2 separate regions of the Mus musculus genome follow, and region 1 is linked to region 2. A link is a loop called in an ENCODE intact Hi-C map of the cell type or tissue named here. Cell type or tissue: left cerebral cortex. All regions are shown on one strand. Each heading gives the region's core, and the rest is flanking DNA. Links, peaks and the distances in the headings are about the cores only. Region 1 has its middle 9.4 kb from the start of Gm40159. Region 2 overlaps Gm33651 (a long non-coding RNA gene).

Region 1 (11,098 bases), core at 5,254-7,753, 210 kb after region 2:
CCCCAAACCCCCAAAAAAACCAACCCTGAAATCAGTATGACACAAACTTCAGTATCAGTGTATCTAGTTTCATTGCAGCACTGTTGAGAACAGCTCAGACATGCAATCTCGGCAGTTGACAGTCAATGAATGAGGAGTCTGTTAGCATAGGGGTGGATTAAGAAATGGTGCTATCTATACAAATGTGATGCAGTGTTAAAATAAAAAGTGGTGCCAGGCAGTCATGTCTTGAAGCAATGCATGGTGATCCTAGATGACAATAAGCTAAATGAAATAAGTCAGACACCAAAGGACAGACACCCCATGAGCTACCTGATATGAGGACTCTAAAAATGTTAAACCCAGGTCAGGGGAAATGGCTCAGTGGTTAAAACATCTCATAAAGGAGACAACTAGTTCAGATTCCCCAGAACTCACATAAACACGTGGTGAACATGGCAGCCTGACTGTAATTCCTGCCAACCTCAGAAGGCAGAGAAAGGGAATCCCCAGAGAAAGCTGCCTAGCAAAATTCACCATACTGGTGAGTTCTGGGTTTGATTTAGAGACTCTGCCTCACTGAATAAGTGCAATTGCGGATGATTTCAGATATCAACCTTGTGCACTTACATTCATGGGCATCCATGTCCATAGCCCCCATAACACTCACACACACACACACACACACACACACACACACGAAAACAGAAATCAGTAAATATAAATATCAAGCTTGTGAAGATAGGCTAGTAGTGTAAGGCTGCTTAGCAGAGGCCAAGGCAGATAGGTAAGTCTTAAAAATGGGGTTCATGACCAAAGGTTCCGTGCTCCACTTAGGCAGGAGAGATAAGCCTCAGTAATCCATTTTACAGACTGCTGGAGGATATTTAAATGTCTTTAACACACACACACTACCCAAACTGATGAATTTCTTTATTAGCCTCGTCCTATCATTTCATATTGTAAACATTTATCAAAATATCCCATTATCTGCCATAAATGAGTGCAGTTATAATTGGTCAACTAAAATTCATTTCTGAAAGTCTACAGCTTGCAGCATAGAGGCAAAGGGACAGTGATGATAGGCTAGTACCCACTGCTGGGATTAAGGGGAAACCATGGCTGAGAGGCAAGCAGGAGAGAGCCAGCAATGACTAAGCTACTGAGCATGAGAAAGACAGTGGTTGGTTCAATGGGAAGAAGGATGGGGGAGAAACAAGCAGGAAAGAAAGACCAAAGACACATGGAGCTGTCTACTAAGTGAAATTGTCTTGAAGAGGAGTTGCTAATGGTCCTGTGGATAACATCATCTTCATAAGACTTGAACGGCATTACCTGTGAGCATTTTCTTCTGTGCTATAAGCAGAAAGAAGCTGGTTCACGGTAAGAGGTACCTGAGTGGAATGAATAGGCAGCTTACAGAGAAAGGGTGTAAATTAGTATAGATAGTAATATATAAGAGATAGAAGAGATATGCATAATATATATGTTACATTTTTAAAAATTGCACTTTTCCCACAGGGATCTATCGTACAGAGGATGCAACTGAGTATCACGTGTGATATATATTACATTTACATATGTATAATATGTATACACACACACACATATATATGTGTGTGTATGTATATATATATATATATATATATATATATATATATGCTAGATTAATGTCCAGCTAGTCTTTAGACCAATGCAAGAAGGATGTACAACTGGTGAAATAAAATTGAAAATGCTTTTAATTCTTTATCAGAGAAATACCAGCATTCACATCATTAAAATATTCACTGAACATTTAAACTTAGAAATGAGTCCTGCTAGCAAGGTTCTGATTTTAAGAGTATTAGAAAATGAAGAGTTAGCGGATGGATGGATGGATGGATGGATGGATGGATGGATGGATGGATGGATTCTATGTATCTGCAGCCAACTAGAGGACAAGAGAATTGTACTAACCCGATGCTCAGCAATACCTAGTAATTTAACTAGCTGCTTGGGGTTGCAGTTCATCCTCTATACCATAGGTTCCTGTGGAAAAGGGGCAAAATACTAGATTCCCTTTCACCAGGAATGAGATTTATTTGCACTAAGCTCAGACTATAACCATATATCCCATGACATAAGTATGGTTCAGATATAGGTATAGGTATAGGTATAGGTATAGGTATAGGTATAGGTATAGGTACAGGTACAGGTACAGGTACAGGTACAGGTACAGGTACAGGTACAGGTACAGGTACAGGTACAGGTACAGGTACAGGTACAGGTATAGGTATAGACAGATATAAATATGGCATTTAACTCAACCCTTAATTTTAAATAGACACTAAGAGAGTGACCAGGTTCACTGTAGTTTAGAAAAACATAGTGTTGCTTCAGAATTTTCCGCAGTTCAGTGTCTTGCTCAAGAGCATAGAGATCCCTTTGCCAAGAGTCATCTGAGATACATATATGCCTTCTCTACCCTCTTCCATCCCTGGAAGATCAATCATATAGTACAATGTACCACTCAGTCATTTCAAATTTGCTTCTATAGAACTAATTTTCATTGTTGTAGCTTTAGAAAAATATAAAGAGGGAGATTCATTACTACTTTTCCAGAGCTTTAATAAAGAAGAAGAAGAAGAAGAAGAAGAAGAAGAAGAAGAAGAAGAAGAAGAAGAAGAAGAAGAAGAAGAGGAAGAGGAAGAGGAAGAGGAAGAGGAAGAGGAAGAGGAAGAGGGGGAGGGGGAGGAGGAGGAAGAGGGGGAGGAGGAGGAAGAGGGGGAGGAAGAGGAGGAGATGCTCTTGAGTAACTAGAATATTCTATAATTAGCCTCTCTTCCCACCATGACTCCCTGTATGTGTTCATTATGTGCCACCATTTTGTTTGTAAAGTGTGACTGGTCTAAGTTACACATTGTGAACAGTGAGTGCATACACTATTTAGCTGACCCTATTACTATATAAACTTAGAGGTAAATAACCACAGGTGCAGGAGGCTGTGTCTGACTTATCAATCACATTCTATTGCATTGTAACCTAGTCCACCAGGGTGATCCATAAGGCATGCAGTGAGTTGTGCATTTCTTCAGAAATTTCACCCAGTGTTACTGTGCCTTCACTTTGGTGCTTCTGAGAGCAGGAGAGCCTCAGGGAGGGGTGGCAGAAATTGGAAAATATAAATAACAAATCAAAAATTACAATTGATTGGATAAACAATTTCCCTTAGTCTGTTTCTTAATAAGTGATCGATTTTATGATCAATATTCATTATTTCCCAGAACATACCACACTGCTTATTGAACAAATGAATGTCTGAAACTACAATGACACGGATTCAAAAAGGTGAACCAATTTCTTTAATAACATGGGTTGAACAGACTGGCTCATCTCACCCAGTTGTTCCACATCAATGCATGTGTCCATGTAGCCCTTTGGAAAAAGGCTGGAATTCAGGGAAGCAAGGGGGTAATTCATCATTCAGTAAAAGAAGTGGTTTACGGGAGCATGTGTGTGGAAGGGTGAGGACTAGCCTGGCCTTTGTCGGTGTGAAATGAAGTCTCCAAGCTGCTAAACCAGCCTCACTTAAAGCTAGTCCCTTTTGTTTCCTTTTATGATCCAAGGGACAGCACACAGCAGCTTGTACCTGCAGAGCACATGCTCTACCACTGATCTGTATATCCTCAGCGGGTATGGCTTTTGAAGCTGTAGGTACTTTGTACACATGTAGTTAGTCAAGCCATGGTATGTGCACTTTCTAGAGATACTTTTTACTACAATTAAGGAAGAAAAATAATAGAGTGGTATAATTATAATCTAATCAACTTCTTCATTGACATTGCTTTTTGTTGCTAGTTCTAGCTTCACTTTCGAAGCATCCCACCAAACTTACTAGTTTGGAACTAGTTCTAACCTGTGCTGGAACTATTCAGACCATCTAACTTGCTATACAGTGTGATTCCCTTTATCATCTGAAAATGGCGGCCATTAGCCTGACTATTAGTGGTTTTCAATGGTCCCATGGCCGTGGAAAAAGATCCTGGGGAGATACAGTTATGTGGTCAGTTAGTGCTAGCACCAACTTTACCGAAGTGATGGCACTGTGTGAACAAGGAGTGGCTGTTGAGGCCCCTCCCCTCATAGGTCATGGACCCTCTCATAGGTGAAGAAACTCACACTCTGGTTATTATGATGACCTTGTTCCTTGCAGTTTGTCTGGGTGTGGATAAGGAACCACAGTACCTTATTTAATCCCATTTAGACTGGCTTTCCTTTCTCATCTCTCATGTCATAGTTGCATAGTGTCTGTAGCAAGTGCCTAATTACCCAGTTCTGGCAGAGTTGCTGGACTAATCAATTAAGAAAGCAACAAATGATTAACTTGCTTAAAAAGAAAAAAACAGCCATCACTTACTTTAAGTTAGTCATCCAAGCCTTTTCCACCCTACTTAGGAAAACCTCATTAAGTCAGGCTCTCCTAATTAAAAATTAGATAATACTGACAGGAGCAAAGCAAAGTTTACCTTTGTACTGTCTGTTTTTTAAAAAATGTTTTTGTGAAGTAAAAGAATAACAAAAACAAGTGGTAATGATCCTTCTAAATCTAAAGTTCTAGGATAGATGCGATGTGTCCCTAAGAGTCCTGACAAACAGTTGTCAGCCACCATGCTGCATGCAAACCTCCGCCTACAGAAAATATTCCAAGGTTTAATTGTAAAACATTCTTATCTATCACCAAAGAAAATCTCAGTAAAGACTTTACTAGGTAACATAATTGGAGCTGGGTTGTAATTAAAGCTATTTTAATATATGCATAAATGTCTCATTTATACCACATCATCGGGAATTCATACAAGTAAAATTTCAGACAACTGAGATATTTATTTTAAGAAGCAATGCTTATTTATTTTAATTAGGGAGGTGTGGCACCGTGATTAAACATGAATGCTGAAGCTGAGCTGATTTCTGTACCTTGGGCAAAGTAATGTGGTTTTGTTTTATTTTGTTTTCCGTGTGTTTGTTATCCACTAGAGTCTCCATCTGTGAAATGGGAATGGTAACAGTCCTGCTGGATGACAAGGTCCTGAGGGTGTTAGATATAATGCATTTCTTAAAGCTTTCAGCCAATACTTGTGTCAAAGTAACTACGCAATGAGTATAGATTACTATTATTTAACACTTCCCAAGACATTACAAAAAGTCCACATTTGTGGACTGGAGAGACTGCTCGGTGTGTAGTCATTTGGTACTCAAGTATGAGAATCTGAACTCAGATACCCAGAACCCATGGATAGCCAGACATGTGTCTTCTATCCCAAGGCTTCTAGAGTAAGATGGAAGGTTGCTAGAGAAGATATTGGAGAAGCTCCTAAAGCAGGCCAGCTGACCTAACACACACAGCAAACAATAGGAGAGACCCTGTCTGAAAAAGAGTGGAACGGGAGAAACAATAGTCAAAGCAATGTATCATGGGACATGTGTGGCCACATTCACACCACCAACACACACAAGAACTAAAAAAGAAAAATGAAAGACCACACTGCACAATCGTCTTTCCTATCCAAGACAACAGCCAGCAAGGTTTAATGCATTCCTATCTTCAAAATGAACATCATGAAGATAACTTTCTATTCTGTTTTAGTAAATACATAAAATTGTCAGACTTCCTCCTACCTCCTCTCTTTTTCTGCTGGAGGAATATCCCTAATGCTTCAATAAAGTGAGACTTTATGCAGAGTGATCTGGGCAAGGTTCTGCAGGGTATATGGGCTCACCACAGAGTGTACTGTGTACCTTCTGGATGCTGCTTTCCTCCTTGTTAATGAGAATTTTCCCTCATTCTATTGAATTCAAGAGTCTGATCTTTATACTTGAGTTTTCTGAATAACCAGACTGTCCATATTACATAATAAACACCCATGAGCCACCATATTTAAAAGGCTTGGCTATTTACTTAATATTTATTTATTTAAAGTTCTATGAATTTTCACTGATGTTGTCCATCAGGGTTTTTTTTTTACATAATTTATTTCAATGAATCATGGACTCCTTTTAATTGAAAGAAGACCATAATAATCAGAATGATGTATTTATGTTCCATAGAAGGTAGTAAGTAACTGCTAATATATTCTCTCTTCACCACCCACTTGCACCTATGAGTTATATCCATCTAAAAGAAAAGTTTGGAAGGATTTGGGAGTAAAATTCATTCCTTAGTCCTTCATCATCTAAGTCATATAAAAAGATTCGTGGGCAGTGAAGCCTTTAAGCATGGTGAGTGGGGCCCTCTAATGAGTTTCTACCCATCAGCATGAGATTCAACACAAATGGAGTACAAACTATTTTGCATGTGGTGTTTGTGATCTCATGGCATATAACATAAGCTGGTGTGGTACTCAGAATTCATTATATATATATATATATATATATATACATATATATATATCACTTGGTAATTAAGAACACATTTTTCTAGAGAAGAACAAACTGACATCAAAAGATACATGTTCTAGAATATCATATTATGAAATGCCCATCACATTTCTCTACACATCAGATTTAAAGGGATCATCTAATCGCACGATCCAAATGTGAGCATTCATGGTGGAGAATATGAAAACAATGTCAAGTGCTGGTAGTGATTTCTCATGTTATCTAGGTGGTACGCCACAGGAAATGGTGGGCATGACAGCAGGATGGAAATCAACGGAAGAATAAGGTGATAACAACGTTGGGTTAAAAATTAAAACAACTGCGTATATAAAAGAGAATCCACTCCTGATGCCAGGCTCAGGGCAAAATAAGAGAAAGAAAGCTCACAGTTCTGGGGAACTTTTATAAAAAGATTTATGGAGCCTGAAAATATTGCTTGTGTCATTCACCTGGATTGGAGCCCAACTAGAGAGCGTTTAAACTGAATATCTGTCTGAGTTTTCTCCAGTGGTGAACAGCCGCTAGAAATACTGTCTTATCTCTTATATATTAGACTCCAGAATGAATGCTAGGTTGGATTCATAATCCAGGGGAAGCAATCAACCAACCTATTCTTGTACTTTCGCCAACCTGTTCCCCACAGCTACAAGCCATGTCCTCTCTCATGTTAAAGTTGACCATATCTTGGTGACTCAGTATACATTGTGAGAAAACCTCAGAATGAATCTGTGTTCTTCTCCTTACTTATAAGATTTGAACATTATCTTTCGTGCCTCTAAATTCCAATAGGCTTCCACTGCCATTAAGTGCCAAGACGACTTACTTCACTCATGTTCTTGTCCTTATAGAAACCTAGTTGTTAAAAAGGTTGAATTAATTAGTCTTGAGTGTCATAATTATTCCCAGTACTTCCATCAGCCAGTGTGGTTCACATTATGACAGGAATCAATGCCATGTAGGTAGTTTCAAATCCTCAATAAGAAGACAATACAATTGGGTAGCAAAGGACATTTATTAAATCTTTAATACTGGTGTATCTTTTCAACACAAAACTGAAAAGGTCCCATATTACTTAATCTACTGAGATGCTCTTATTTAGTCTGTCTTGCAAAGAGTCATATGTCAAGTAAGGTATAGGAAATGACCAGAGATAAGAACAGAAAGTAGGCACTGTAGGAGGGACATTGATGGAAGTCCTCTCAGGTCACCAGACTGATGCTTTGTTGTGATGCTAAACAGTCTACTTAGGGTTCCTTAAGGATATGGGTGTGCTGTTTTACCAGGCAGAAAGTAAACTATCTCACAAATGGATGAAAAGAGTGAGACATTTATGTCCCAAAATACCTTTTTTACTGGCATTATTCAGAAGCCAAAGTGTCTAAGTCTTGTAGCACTAACGGCAATCATGTCAAGCACAAAGCCTTTAAAATGTAGTAAACTATTTATAACTCTTGTTAATGAGATACAAAGGACGAGCATGCATCTTTTATACCATACAGAGGTTAGCTGTTTGTACCATGAACAAAAAGTGTAAAAATCTTATGACATTTCAGTGTAAGTCAGTATTCTTCTTACCTTTGTATGAGATATAAATTTGTGTCTTTTCCTGGGGGAAAATACACTTAACTTGGTCCTTAAGATTTCACTCATTATTTTAGTTGTGGATGAAAAACGTGGTATTTCTTCAAAGGACTGAGACTTGGGAAGGAGCTTTAAGAACTGATACGAAGAATCATTGCCATTGTAATATAATTTTACCACAGAGAATGATATGTTTGCCACCTATAAAAAGCTTCAGTCTCCTCACACTTCTTAACAACTTGAAAACAGAATCTTATAACTTGTTTCAATGCTGCAGATCAAAACTCTCAGAGGAGCTTAAATTCATACGCTTAAAAAACGTAAGAATATATAGATCCTAATTAGTTTATAAGACAACTGACATCAGAAGGTGAATATTTGCTTGTTAGAAACAGCACAAATGTCTTCCTAATGATAGGGACAAATTAAAATCTGGAGAACACAAATAGCACATGCAGCCACCAGGATATTTTTTGTTTGTACTTAGTGATTGCTAATGTTGATTGTCAACTGGGTAAGACCTAGAATTACCTAGGAGACAAGCTTCCAGGCATGCCTGTGAGGGGTTGTCTAGATTCTTTTAATTTTGGTAAGACGACACACCAAAGCTGTGCATAATCGAGCTCCATTGGCTAAAGACTCGGCCTAAATCAAAAGGAAAAAGAGTGGAGTCATTGTTCTCAGTGGACAGTCATTGCTCTCTGCTTCCTGACTATGGATTCAGAGAAATCTAAGTGTCTACCTTCCACTCCCACCGCCACAGCTCCTCTGCTACGATGACTTCCCTTCAAACTCTGAGCCAAATAATCCTTCCTTCCTTCAGTTGCTTTTGTTGAGGTATTTTGTCAGAGCAATAAGGCAAGTCACTGACGCATACCTATACTTTGATAAAGTGTTCTTTTTATAACTCCAATTTAAACTAAAATTTAAAATAAGAATGTAGAACCAGATGTTGTATCACAAAGTATTAAAGCAAGATGGTTAAAACAATTCAAATGAGAGCAAATCCTGACCATAATAATAATTTGTGTGAGAGGAAGGAAAACCTTACCTTATTATTTAAAATATTTTATCTTAGTTTGTTCTTGACAGTTGAACTACTTACACATATTTTGTTATTTATCAGCATATGCATGCAATAATACATATATAATGTATAAGGACACACATACATATTTGGGGATAAATGCTCAAAAAAAAGAACATGGGATGATGTTTGACTTGAAAATTTTGGACCACTTTGGGGGATGTGGTTCTCTTTAACATTCATATTCTGTTTCATTAAATAAGCCCTCATGGTTGTCATTTCAGACTCTCCCAAATTGGGGGAAAGCCTGGCCACAGAAAACTCTTTCCTTTCTATTCTAAAAGTGGTTTTGCATCTATGAATGTATGAAGCTTCACACTCCACCCCAGACTAAACCAAGGAAGTGTGTGACTTTCACAGACATAAGTAAAAGTCAGTGTACCCCTCGTTCAGCCCACTAGTGAACAAACATTTCCTTTTTTCAAATGTTTTTCTCGACGTCCTATAGGATCCATCCCATATGATCAGGAAAGTAGCCCTAGCTCATCTCACCTCTACCTGCAAAGAACTTACAAGAACCAAGTTTAGAAAGAAATCACCAGCAGCCACTCTGTGAAAGAGTTTCATGAAATGTCCCTGCCCCATTCCTTTAAATTTCAAGGCAAAATTCACCTGTGGTTTTAAAATATCAGTCAGTATATCTTAAGAAGATGCTCCAGCAACAGCTGCAGGCATCATGCAGGCAATTGCTATTCCAGCTATGCTATTTCCTCCTCAGTCCTTCTGGTCCTCTGCCCACACATTTCACAGCGCCACCAGAAGCCACCAGGCAAGCAGCTGCCATCAGGCACCAAGCAAAGATGATGATTTCAGAAACTTCATGAGGGATGTTTTCCAAATGCCAGGAAAACAGAGAATCAAAGAAAATTAGCCCTCTGACAATCACAGTGCAGAAGAGAGAGTAAGGTCACCTCTGCACATAGTTACAAGAAAGGGTGAGTGGTTTAAGTTCTGTTTTGAAGGCTTGTAGTTCAAGAACATGTTCTTTGCAAATGTGGAGGCAAAATCATTCACATCTTCCAAACCACCCTGAGAAAGTCCTAGAAATCTCTGGGGCAAGCTTCAGAGTGCCAATGCATTCCCACAGGAGAAGTCTTGAGTTTCCATCTTTCCCCCAGGCTACTCCTCTCCATCTTCCAAAGCAATTCTATAGCGTTCCATAGAAAGTGTTGGATTATAGTACATATCTGTAAGTAAAGAAAGTACAAGAAAACATACCAACCTTTCTCATTATTATCCTGGCCTCACAGAAGGAAAGCAGACAAAAACCATGAGAAACAAGGTCCACCCATTAGTTGGTATGGATTGTATCTTAAGGTGGGGATATTGGTAGCATATGATGGATTTTCATCATTATACCATTGAAAGCTTTTAAATTTAGTTTGCAGCATTTTTCACTAGCTCCCTATTTCCCATAGTTATATACTTCAGAGGGATGATCCCCTCACAATCTAAGCATTCAAAGTAAAGAAGTAAGGCTTGGAACTAGAAAAACTCACAATCAGTACACTCAGTAACTTTCTAGCTGAGAATCTATGGAGGTTTGAAAAAGTATGGTCTGAATGGGCCCATACCCTGGAATCCTTAGTCATCAGGGAGTGGCACTGCATTAGAAGGACTGGAAGGATTAGGAGGTGTGGCTTTGTTGGAGAAAGTGTGTTATTAGGAGTGGGCTTTGAGGTTTAATCTCATGCCAGGTTAGATGCGTTCTCTCTCTCTCTCTCTCTCTCTCTCTCTCTCTCTCTCTCTCTCTCTCTCTCACTCTCTCTTGCTCTCTCTCGCTCTCTCTCGCTCTCTCTCGCTCTCTCTCACTCTCTCTCGCTCTCTCGCTCTCACTCTCTCTCTGCCTTTAGCGCTATGCTTGCTGCTACCCTCCATATCTTGACAATAAAGGATTAACCCTCTGAAACTGTAAGCAAGCGCCAATTAAAAGCTTTATAGTAGAAGAGTTGGCCTTGGTCATGGTGTCTCATAACAGCAATGAAACAGTGACTAAGACTGAAGTTACAGGCAGTTTCCCTCTAAGTACTGATGATT
Region 2 (11,098 bases), core at 3,565-6,064:
TCAAGGTCTCTTCACCATCCATTGAAATCCAGTGTCTCCAGGGAAGGAAAAGAACTGCACAGAGGGAATAGCTTGCTGCAGTGTCAGAGCAGTTGTGGACCATAGGGAATATCTCACTGTCTGTGTGTTGTCCTGAGAGCACCCGAGCCAGCCAGAACGTCTGAGACTCTTGGGTTCTACCCAGACCTACCAGCTCATAGTCTATTGGAACAAGATCTCCCCGTGATCTGAACAGATTCTGTTTGGGAATCTCTCTCCTCTCTCTCCCCCTTCCTCCTGTCCTTCCTCCATTTCCTCCTTCTTCTTGCTATGGGTTCTTGGAGTCATTATACTGTAAATAGTTCCTTGGATATATCTTTCGAGGTTGGGGGTAAAGGTCCCAGGCCTTTATTTCAATAGTCCTTCCAGATCGAAATCTTCCTAAACTTCAGCATATTTTGTTTGTTCGTTTGTTTTCAGTTGTTAGCTTTAGTTTGAGTTTCTAATGTCTGTCTCAACTCACAAGCACACTTTTCACAAGTGCTGACAGACTACAGTGGGCCTCTTATACAGTCTCTAAAAGTATTCCTTATAGGGCTGGTGCAAAAGCCCTGTCAGGACAGGGTCTGGTCTGCTGTTGAGACAGGATCAAACTCTGACAGCATCTTTGGTCCATCACAGCCTTGGGAGCAAATTTAGAGGACGATTGTTAGTTACTAAGGACTCAGAATGAAATGAAAACCAATCCTCCACCAGAAGCCAGTCATTAAGGTTAGCAGTGCCCCTTAAGAAGAAGGGGACACTGGCACTGTGACCAGGTTCCCCCGAAAAGCAATGCAAATGGGGTCAGCTAAAATGTGGGAGACAGGATCGGCTTTGCAAGAAAAGGAAGCAACACAGTGAGTGCTTTAGGGAAAGGAATGGATCTCTATGGGAACTGCACTTCTTCCTGTCTCCCTCACGCATCCCACTTCAAAACATATAGTGAAGCATGAGTTTTAAAAGATTCATATTGAGACAGAAACATTACAGAATCTCCGTTGCTCTCTTCACTTTTTTTTTCAGTCTTGTTTTCTTTCTAGAGGCACGGAGTCCTCTTTATGATGCTTTTATGTCTATAAATTGTTTAGGAGAAGCCACTGAAAGCTAATCTCTAAACGTGCAAGGCCCCTGGATTGGTGGGGAGGGGCAGGGCGAGGGAGAGACACAAATTGCAAAGAGCAGAATAATCAGCTACAGAGGGACTTTGATCTTCTGGAGACCTAAGCTAATAGATGTTAAGTGCAGTTCAGTGGACGTAATAGCCCATGAAGAAAACAAAATCTGCAGAATGATAAAATGCTGCAGTCTACTGATCAAGGAAGACATCGGAAAATTACCATGAAAGCATCCTTAGCCTGGCAGATTCAAGGTGAAAAAAGGGCTCCGTCTGCCAACCGGCAGCCAGACATTCCAGGCAGACTTAGCCGGCTCCCTTCCTCCAGCCAGATTATCACTCCATGTAACCTGAATGCTTTCTCACTGCAGAGGCAAGCACTGGCACCATCAGAGAAGCCTGGGCTTCGTCATGTCTTCTCCTGACGCCATAGTGACTCATCATGTCCTCTGTGGAGGCATTTCAGAAGACATCGTTTCTAGGAGTAGATCAAATTTTCTCCAGTACTGATTTTTTTTTTGACAGCAACAAAACATATTAAAGACAAATAAGATATCTTTCAAGACATAGAAATCTCACCAAGCAAACTATTCACTAGGAATTTATGAACACTTAAATACAATTGAAAAATAAGAGGTAACTCCTTAATTCTAGTTCATTTAAGTGTCTGTTTATTGAATAAGTATATTTTGCATCTTGGGCTGAATTAAATTTACAGAAGTAATGAATTCTTTAGTATTAAAAGAAAAAAATGTAAAGATTGAAACCACTAGATAATTTTATTATCAGGAGAATTAAACAAACAAACAGATAAACACAACCCCCAAATGTGAGTTTTAAAAGTCAAGAAACTAGAAAGAAAGTAGCATCCGGTTTCAAAGCTCAGCCTCCTTAGACTTCATGTAACAGCTAATTAAACATATGGCATATATTATCTGAACCACAAATTAATTTGTTTGGCTAGAGTAGGTACAAACAAATGAAAACAAAGGGAATCTGCACAGTTTTAACTTGAGCAAGATGTGGAGCGCCCTGCTGGCCACTGGCATTTGGTTCCTGTCTGAGCCACTCACACTGGAACAGCTAGCACTGTGCCTACGGGAGTCCCCTTTCCAAGTGGAAAAGTGAAAGTGGCAAACTTCACATGGGAGCACAGATGAGGGTAGTTGACAGCCTAAATGACAGGCAAGGAAAAGGAACAGAAATGAGAAAAAAAATGGAGAAGGGATGAGAGGGAAGAGGATAGAGGGGGAGGGGAAGGTAGACTGGGAAGCGAAGGCAAGCAAGGAACCAAGTCATTGATCCCAAGGCACTGAGACCCTCTGGACAACACAGCACTGGGCAGTCTACATCTATCCTTACTGTAATGTTGACTCTTCATAGCCATGTTGATAGAAAGACTAGCCCTTTAAAAGAAGTACTTTACTCACAAGGGAAACTGAGAGACTACTTGATATTAAAAAGAGTCACTGGGAAAATCCATATTTGGAGCCTTCAATCGATTGTTGGAGATTTTATGTAACATATGTGCTTATTCTTCAAACAAATGGAGTCCTTGTCTGAAAATGCTGTGGGTAGAGGCCTGGTGCCCAGAGTAAAATAACCAAGTGAGTGGTTAAGATGAGGCCCTGCTCTGGGTTAGCAGTCCATCACTCAGTGTGTCCTGCTGCCTGTGTATCAGATGCAACCCTTCTTATCTGTTAAGTGCATAGAACAATTTAGACCAAGCATGCTGAGTGGATTAACTAATGATCGTGAACCACTTTGGAAATAGAAAATTCCCCCTGTGCATGCAGAATTAATAATGATTAGATAACACCGTCCTAAATTCTACTTTTGATTCAAATAAACCTTTTCTTGATGGCGAAAGTTATGCTATTAAACAAAAGACTTTATTTCAACTAGAGGCTTTCACGGTATTTTCATTTGAGTTGAATTTCTGTTCTTCAGATCCATATTTCTGCCAATTTCTATCTCTTGTGCTTTCTCTGGCACAACCAAAAGAACAAAGTTAATAACAGAGAAAGGACAAGCTTTAAGAGTGCTGCATTTATCGTCAGCTGTAATTCTGCTATTAAGTGGTCTTGGCATTTGCGAAATTCCTCTCAATCTTATTTTTTTTTTCCTCAGAGGGGGAGAAAAGCCACTGAAAACATGGAGTTTAATCCAAAAATAACCCTTCTCCACATTCTATGTTCTAAGACTTTTCACTTGGCACTCAGTGTGAACTTTTGTCTCCATGGGACAATCTGCAAGATAAACACCCTGTCTTTGTATCTCCTTAACCATTTTAGAAGGAACACATATGCATGCCCTTGGGCACACACATACACACACACACATAAGCACATGCACACACACATGAATGCTGGTGTGTGTGTGTGTGTGTGTGTGTGTGTGTGTGTGTGCACATGCATGTGGGTCCTCATGTACCTGTGACACACAGAGGATCTGTAGAGGATTTTTTTTCACTTGATTTCTGCCTGTGGAGCAGATTGAAGATTTTACTCCACTGTGATCTTCAGATCTTCCACCCAGTTATTCGCCTGCCAAGCACAGTGACCAGTGCGGCTGCTCCTGATGGTGGGGAGCATATGGTACCGCTGTGAATAGTTTTGCTCTCACTGCTGTGAAATCCCACGCCTTCCTACAGAATGTGTTTGGAGGAGCAAATGGTGTCTCTCTTTGCTGTAGCTCCCCTTCCCTGCCTGCGGATCCTAGTCGATTCAACTTCAGAAGGAAGGGAACCCTGCAAACTCCTAGGCACTGGTTAATGCTGGTTTGGGCGTTAATGATACAAGTTAACTATTTCTTCTTCTCTCCACTGATTCATGCTGAACTTCCAAGATCAATAATCCTGAACCAACCAGCCCTCACTTATGTTTGTTTTATTCTCTGTCCTCTGTCTCTTCCTCTCTCTAAAGAGGAAAATCTCCAAGCAGGACAGGATTTCTAAATGAAGATGGGAGGCTGGACTTGCAATTGGAAATATCAAGCTCTCATTAGCCTTGCCACCTTGGCTGAATTTATGCTGAGTCTCTTCTGTGAAACAGGGATTATGGATCCTTCGCATCCTTTCTAGTCCCAAGATGCTCTGTGCTTGGCACATGGCGTCCAGGTCTGCTTCACCCCCAACCACCTCTCTGAGAGGGTCTCTTGCTACACATTCAAAACTAATTGCTGCCTTTCATTTCATAGAGCATCTCTAGAAACTAACTTGGTCACTTGTCCCTGAGTTTATATCTGAACTCCCCTCGAGTGCTTCTGCGCAGCCGTGTACATAAGCGGGCTCTTACCCTTCTGAATTTGGTAAAAGAGGAAAACACTTTAGACTTCAGCTGGAGTTACTTTCCTTATTTATATTGACTCTTCTTTATGTCACTCTGAAGCTTTGGCCCTTGAGACATGCACCCCAATGTCCTTAGAGTCACTCACCTGCGCCCTTCGGCCTCTCCCTGTCACTGATCTCCCGTTCTGCCATCACAGACATGGGCTGGATTGGCTGCTGAGATGGAGCCGTTCAGAAGTTTGGCTGTGAGTCCCTGTGAGCCATCTTTAGGACTTTGCGAGCAGAGGGGTTTGAGAGCATCTTGTGCTGAAGAGGGCTCTGCAAACTTCGGTCCTCGGCATGCGTCAGTGAGAGGATGAGGGTTTGCCCGATGGGAGGCTTCAAGTGCACCGGCACTTGTACATCTACTTATCTTCAGTCTCAATGATGCTGTTTATGAGCGAGCTATTTAAATGGGAGAAGCAGCTCACAGAGAAGGAGAAATCACAGGTTGGAGTGATTATGTTGAGCAGGAGAGGCCTGAACACAAGTCCAGTGGGAACCAAGGAAGGGGATCAAATTAAGAATGATTAATGGCAGGTCCCCAGAGGCGTCACTGCATCGGAAGGAGAGAACAAGCTGAGTAGGAAGCACTTGATGTTGAAAACGAGCATGCGTGCGAAGGAAAATGGATCATTCTGCAGATGTTAGCAGCTTCTGAGGAAGGGGAAGAAATGCGGTGGAAAGAGACGCTGGACAGCTTGTGCCCAAGGCACCCTAGCTGCTGTGGCATCTCCCCTGGCCTTTCAGAGAAACCCCTCCAGATGCGTTTTGATAGGGCCTCTCTCATGAATGACTCTTGCCTTAGAATGGGGTGTGACTCCAGAGCAATAGGTACCAGCTTGTGGGGAAACTAAGGGCTGCACTATCTCCCTTTTACTTGCATAATAGAATGATGTGACCAGAAGCAACTTCGAGGAGAACAGAGCTTCTTTGACTTACAGGTGGAGAGGGAGAGAATCCATCATGGTGGTCCTGACCTGCTGACAGTCAGGAAAAGCATGGCCTCACGAACTCAAGCAGGCTGCTCATAATTACATCCAAAGCCAGGAAGCAAGTAAAGGGGACAGGAATCCAGGTCCAGTTGCAAGACCTAAAACCAAGCGCTCAGAGGCATACTTCCTCTAGCAAGACCTAACCCCTTAAGGTCCCATAAGCTTCTCAAAGAGTGTCACCAACTGGGGACCAAGTGTTCAAATGCATGAGCCTGTAGTGGACATTTCTTATTCAAGACACCATAAGGGCCAAGACACCTCTCCTTGTAAGCCTGTCCATGGAAGTCTTGCAAAGTGTGTGTGTGTGTGTGTGTGTGTGTGTGTGTGTGTGTGTATGAAAATATTTGCCTGAGAATAAAAATATAAGAAAATATTTCTAGTTGCAAAAGTCCCAGAGTCATATTGCGGTGAGGGTGAGCATGTGTGTATTCGCATGTGTGTGCTGGTGTATGTGGTGTGTGTGTGTGTGTGTGTGTGTGTGCACTCACACTGGTGTAGATGGTGTATTCGTGTGTGTGTGCTGGCATATGTGGTGTATGTGGTACATGTGTGTGTGTGCACTGGTGTATGTGGAGGCCAGAAGTAGATATTGAGTCATTCTAGATTACTTTCCACCTTGTATATTGAGGCAGAGTCTCTCATTTGAACCCAGAGTTTGAGAACTCAGCTTGCTCCAGGGAACTCCTGTTTCTGCCTGGCAATTATGGGGAATCTAAGAAGCCTCTCATGCTTTCGTGGCACTTCAATGGGTTCTCAGTATCTGACTCCAGTCTTCACAGCTGTGTATGAGCCTTTTCCACTTCTGCCTCTCCGGAGTGGATAAACCTCATAAGCAATTTTGTCCTGCTCATTAAGTGGAAGATAATCTACTGAGTGTTTCATAGATGTCAAATGCTATCATTTACCTCTTGTATACATGAGAAAACCGAGGAACAAAGATATAATCAACCCACAGTCAAGGAGTTACTGGGCAAAGAGTTTAGATTCAAAATAGTGTCTGTCTTCTGTCATCAGACTGCAAGCCTGGGAAGAATAACAATTACATAGAGTTTGTAACCATATCCTTGATGCTTTGGTGTAGTGAGAAATCAAGCGTATTAGTTAAACAGTTGAATACTGAGACTAAAGCTTTATTATCAATATGATACCAGGTCGAGAGTAAATAACTGTTCTCCAAAACCAAGGGAAACAATAGACAATGATAGCTAAGATATCGATTTGATCCCCATTCACTCAGTACATATTCATGGCGCACCATCTTTGTGCCAGGACTTTTGTAGCATCGTTCTCTTTGTGTGGTGAGGGAAATGACTGTTGTGTGACTTGTGTTGGTCACCTCTAGTGCCCACTCTAGTTGGACTCTAACTTTCCTTGACAAGCCTCTGCCTCCTCCCAATGAGCCTGGCACCATCCAGAAACCAGTTTTGTTGCCATGCAAGAAGCTTAAGGCTATGTTTTTCTCCTTTCCCATCAGTCTTGGGCTTTCAGGACCCACTGGGGATAATGACTTTGTTCTGGGGAGGGTGTAGAGGTTGTGTACGGGATGGGGTGCAAATTGCAGGCATTTTATTGTTTCTTCCCCCTTTTCTCTGAAAACTTTCCAGAAGGAGAGATCTATTTGAATAGTTTTCACAATCCATCTTAAGGTCAGCTCTAATACAGTTGGGACCTGGCAACTGTATGATTTCAGCATCATTACACAGCTGCCAAACCATGCTAGATGCCCACCTTCCCCTCAGGAGTGTGACTCCGGCTGCCTGCACAGCTGCCCTGCAGCCCCCTGGGCCAACCCATTCTCCCAATTTCTGGCAATTTGGTCAGTGCCAAATAGAAAATCTGTCCTATGGATGGATGGAAATAGATGGCTACAGGAGTGGGAATCTTGTTTTTTGGTAAATTTCAGGGTTGGGCACCCATTGAGTCCCACTGTAAATATCCCTGTGACCTTCCTTTTCTCTTCATTTTAGTAATCGGCTTAGTGCTTTGGCAACAGAGACTCAGGCTCATATAGTGTCTGGCCCAAAGCAGATATTCAATGAATGTATGTCCAGTGACTAAACCAGAAAGCACAAAGGAGAAATGAAGACTCAAGGGACCTTTGTCCTAGCGTCTCTAATTTTATAATTAACATGATAAGAGCATGGAAAACCACCCTTCTTTGAAACAGTTGCATTTGTAAAATAAGATTAAATAAGATGAGTATTTATTTTTTTTCTTGTTTGTAAATTTTACAAAGAGAAGTTTCGAAACTTAATTCCATAGTAGTAATAAAATACACCAAAACCAGAATGAAAAGACCAGAGGTAGTTTTTTCCTCTGCCTGCCCCTGACTAGCTGTGAAAATTCAGAGAAGGATGTAACTAAATCAGCATATAGGCTTCAAGAGGATGATAAAGGACACCTGGGGCAGAACAACACTAGCTTTGGACAGGTAAGCTAGAGGAATCCCAGTGAAGTCAGCATTGAAAAGCTACATAAATCATTGTTTCAAGCCACCTACTTTCTGAAAGTGTTGTTATGCAGCAGTTCTATAGCAATATCTAACTGATACAACACTCTATGATTACATCAGAAAGCAGGAAGGATAGATTCTTTGTTTTGAAATTGAAGTCTGTAAGCTCCATTTTAAAATACATTTGCTCTTCTACATTTGATGAAACTAAATAATACATTTTGGTAAAGTTTTAATAAATGAGAGAGAGTAAAAATTGGCTCAAATTATCTTCCTGGTTCAAAATGGAGGTTCTAATGGTGCCAGAAGCATTGTAGTAGGTAAATGAGAAACATTTGAGGCTGTCATTAGCTCTGAGCATTCTGATTTTGATTTTAGATTTGGGAAGTTTTATTAGAGAGGGGCTTAATATATGGAAGCCCAAAATTTGATTACACAGTAGTTTTCTGCATTTCTTAACAATATAGTCCACTTGTAACACCCCCACCTTAGGCAGTCTAGCTATAGTTTTATTCAGATTAATGAAGTTATAAAACATAGTGCCAGAGGTAGACACTGATGGATAAAAGAGCACCTGCTCACAAAGGCTGCTGGGTCACGTAAAAGGAAGAAGCCTGGAAGATTCCAGTCACCTGTGGTCTATCTTAAGCACTTAAGTACCTAGGTAAGTACCTGCCAGGCTGTGGGCAGACACTTATTCTTCTAGGCATGAGGACTGAAACTAGCTTGTAGGATTCAGCATAGCAGGTAAGAGGACACGGGAGCTGCTTGGTTAGCAGGAGACTAGCAAAAGTTCTCATCATTTTACTCTCATCAGAAAGGTAGTTCAACCTGGAAGAATGTGTCACCCCCAGTACCTGTCGGAAACCACCTCCATGTTCCCTCTTCTTGTGGACCATAAATACCTCAAAGACAGGACACTTGCCTTGTCACACTTCTTTTGGATCCTTCAAGCCCACCAGGATACCTTCTCTTAACAACTCTTCTATATTATGAAATAAATGAATGATAGTATCACCCTGACTCATAAGTGAGGATGCCGAGAATCAGCAGGGTAAACTAATCTTTGGGAATCACCCATATGGACAAAGCTGAGTGTTGAACAAGTACCCAACTGTGATGAGTCTATAGCCTACCTCCTTGTATCACACTTGAGTCAGAATTTTGTGACAGTAAAGCAAAAAGCTCATGTAAAGAATGTAGCCTGGTGGCAGACTCCAAATAAGTGCTACTTGCTTTCTTTATATCTCCTGATGCCATGAAATCTCACTCCTGGAAGGTCATCTTCCTCTCCTGAATGTTGTTTTCTTAGGAGATACTAGCACAGTGTTGACCAAGAGATAATAGAGAAGAAAGCAAATTTTCCAATAGAATAAAGGCTAACTTATGGTATTGAAATTAATCAGATTATTATAAATTCATTAGCAACTATGCATATTAATAGTTTAAATACATAGGAAATCCAGTAGTAACATTGCATTTTTTTATTTAAAAGAGATCATATGGTATTTTTAATATAATTGTATATTTGCAGATTACCAATATGCTGTTATCAAAACTGAAAGAGACATTCAAAACTACTGTAAATAAATATACACAGCATTTTTCTCCAGGAGATCAGGCTAATGCTTTCCATTTTTCTAGTTTATTGAAATTTCGCATTTCAGGAAATGAACAAGGGCCACCTGTATTTTTATTGAAGATTTCACAATGGTCTCCATGTTTCCATCTCTGTTTCTGCATCTGTTGAATCAGACAGAGTACAGTTACTAATTGGCTTCAGCCTTACCAATGGTTCTCTAATTTATCATAGTATCTACAGTTCTAGATTGCAATTAGTTATTTCACATCAGTCTTGCCCTCTGCTTGAGTATAAACTTACTACATACATTGTCTGCTCTGGCATCTCCCTAGCACTTGAACAGTACAGCCTGTTGTGAGTTCATAAATCTTTGCTAAGTGGATGATATTCTCACTACAGAATTAAGAATCATACCATGATCTCCAAGGAAATAGAGGAAAAGAGAAAATGCATATAGTTATGTCTGTGTGTGGTAACTGAGTCAGAGCTTCCAAATACTGTATGACATGTTTTCATGTCTTATTTCAATTTTGCACATGTACAAATTAGAAAATAAAAATTTAAATGTAGGGAGCTGTTTTTCCTCCCACATTGCCTTTCCTGAATAACGATGAATAGTTCTCAATATGTGTTGGTCTAACACAAAATCTGTAAATTTTCTGAATACAAGGAAAATGTATGGAAATCACATCAGAACTAATTAAGTTTGCTTTCTTAAAATTAGGATGCAAAATATTTAGTTTCATGAGAAGAACAACTGATACAATTAGTGCTCATTCCTTGCCCACTCTTTTACTAAACAAATCCGCTAAGAAAAGGCAGGAAACAGTGAGGTTCGCAGCCTCCCCGTCAGGGTTCCAAGTTTCATATGTTAAACAAAGACAGAGCAACCTTAAACCTTTTGATAAATATGAGGCTTGTGGTAACTGCAGCATTCACTTCGGATTCCATTTCTCCAAGTTCCTGTCAGCCAGATGTCACTTGCAATGCAAACACTAGAAAAATATGAAATAATAATTTCATACATCATCTATGTGTGCATGAGCCGGTCAAACATTCAATACAAATTCAAACTGCTCCTACATACAGCAAATATCATCCAAATAATATTTAAAATGATTGAAAGGCTTTTGATTTGGAAGTGTATTCTCTTAAGCTAAGTGGTCCCCAAGACCATCTAGAAAATTCAATTGTTTCATTTTTAAAATGTTTTCTGCCCAAAATTATATCAAACCCTAATGTCTCAATAGAAATACATGCGATTGGATTGCTGACTGGGCGCCGGATGTCAAAGGAAAAATCTAATTTCAGGATGGCATTTCCTCATACTGTCTCACCAAAATACAAAATTGATAAAATTTTAATGGATAATTTTCAGAAGCAGAATGTTAAGGTTGGAAGATCTCAAAGGAAACAGCGTTGTGGTGTAGGCGCAGCAGAGGAGAGAGTGGACTATAAATTCATATATACGGCACTATAAAAAAATTCTTAAAAGGGCCCTCTTATCAAAAACAGAACTTCAACTCGTGGAACAGCCCTATGATCAAAATCTAAGCTTCGTGTGTGTGTGTGTGTGTGTGTGTGTGTGTGTGTGTGTGTGTGTGTG

The links. Peaks named below come from ENCODE experiments on the same cell type or tissue, not always from the same donor. Only the 100,000 strongest peaks of a DNase experiment are listed, where the experiment ranks them.
Region 1: a loop joins it to region 2, with 8 times the contacts of the local background. A loop is called at or near these places in 3 of 42 quality-filtered maps.

Annotation. Positions count from the first base shown.
Region 1 is chr3:143,383,262-143,394,359 of GRCm38, reverse strand. No RefSeq gene overlaps it. Among named protein-coding and RNA genes, the nearest start is that of Gm40159, 9.4 kb to the right of the region's middle. In left cerebral cortex, for the core only: no CTCF peak of the experiment used is centred there; DNase peaks (open chromatin) are centred at 6,220 and 6,773; H3K27ac peaks cover 394 bases.
Region 2 is chr3:143,587,558-143,598,655 of GRCm38, reverse strand. Gm33651 (a long non-coding RNA gene) reads right to left here. Exons shown (of 4, transcript XR_376148.2): 3 at 10,391-10,487; 4 at 9,380-9,653. Among named protein-coding and RNA genes, the nearest start is that of Gm33758, 11 kb to the left of the region's middle. In left cerebral cortex, for the core only: no CTCF peak of the experiment used is centred there; DNase peaks (open chromatin) are centred at 3,754 and 4,745; H3K27ac peaks cover 2,054 bases.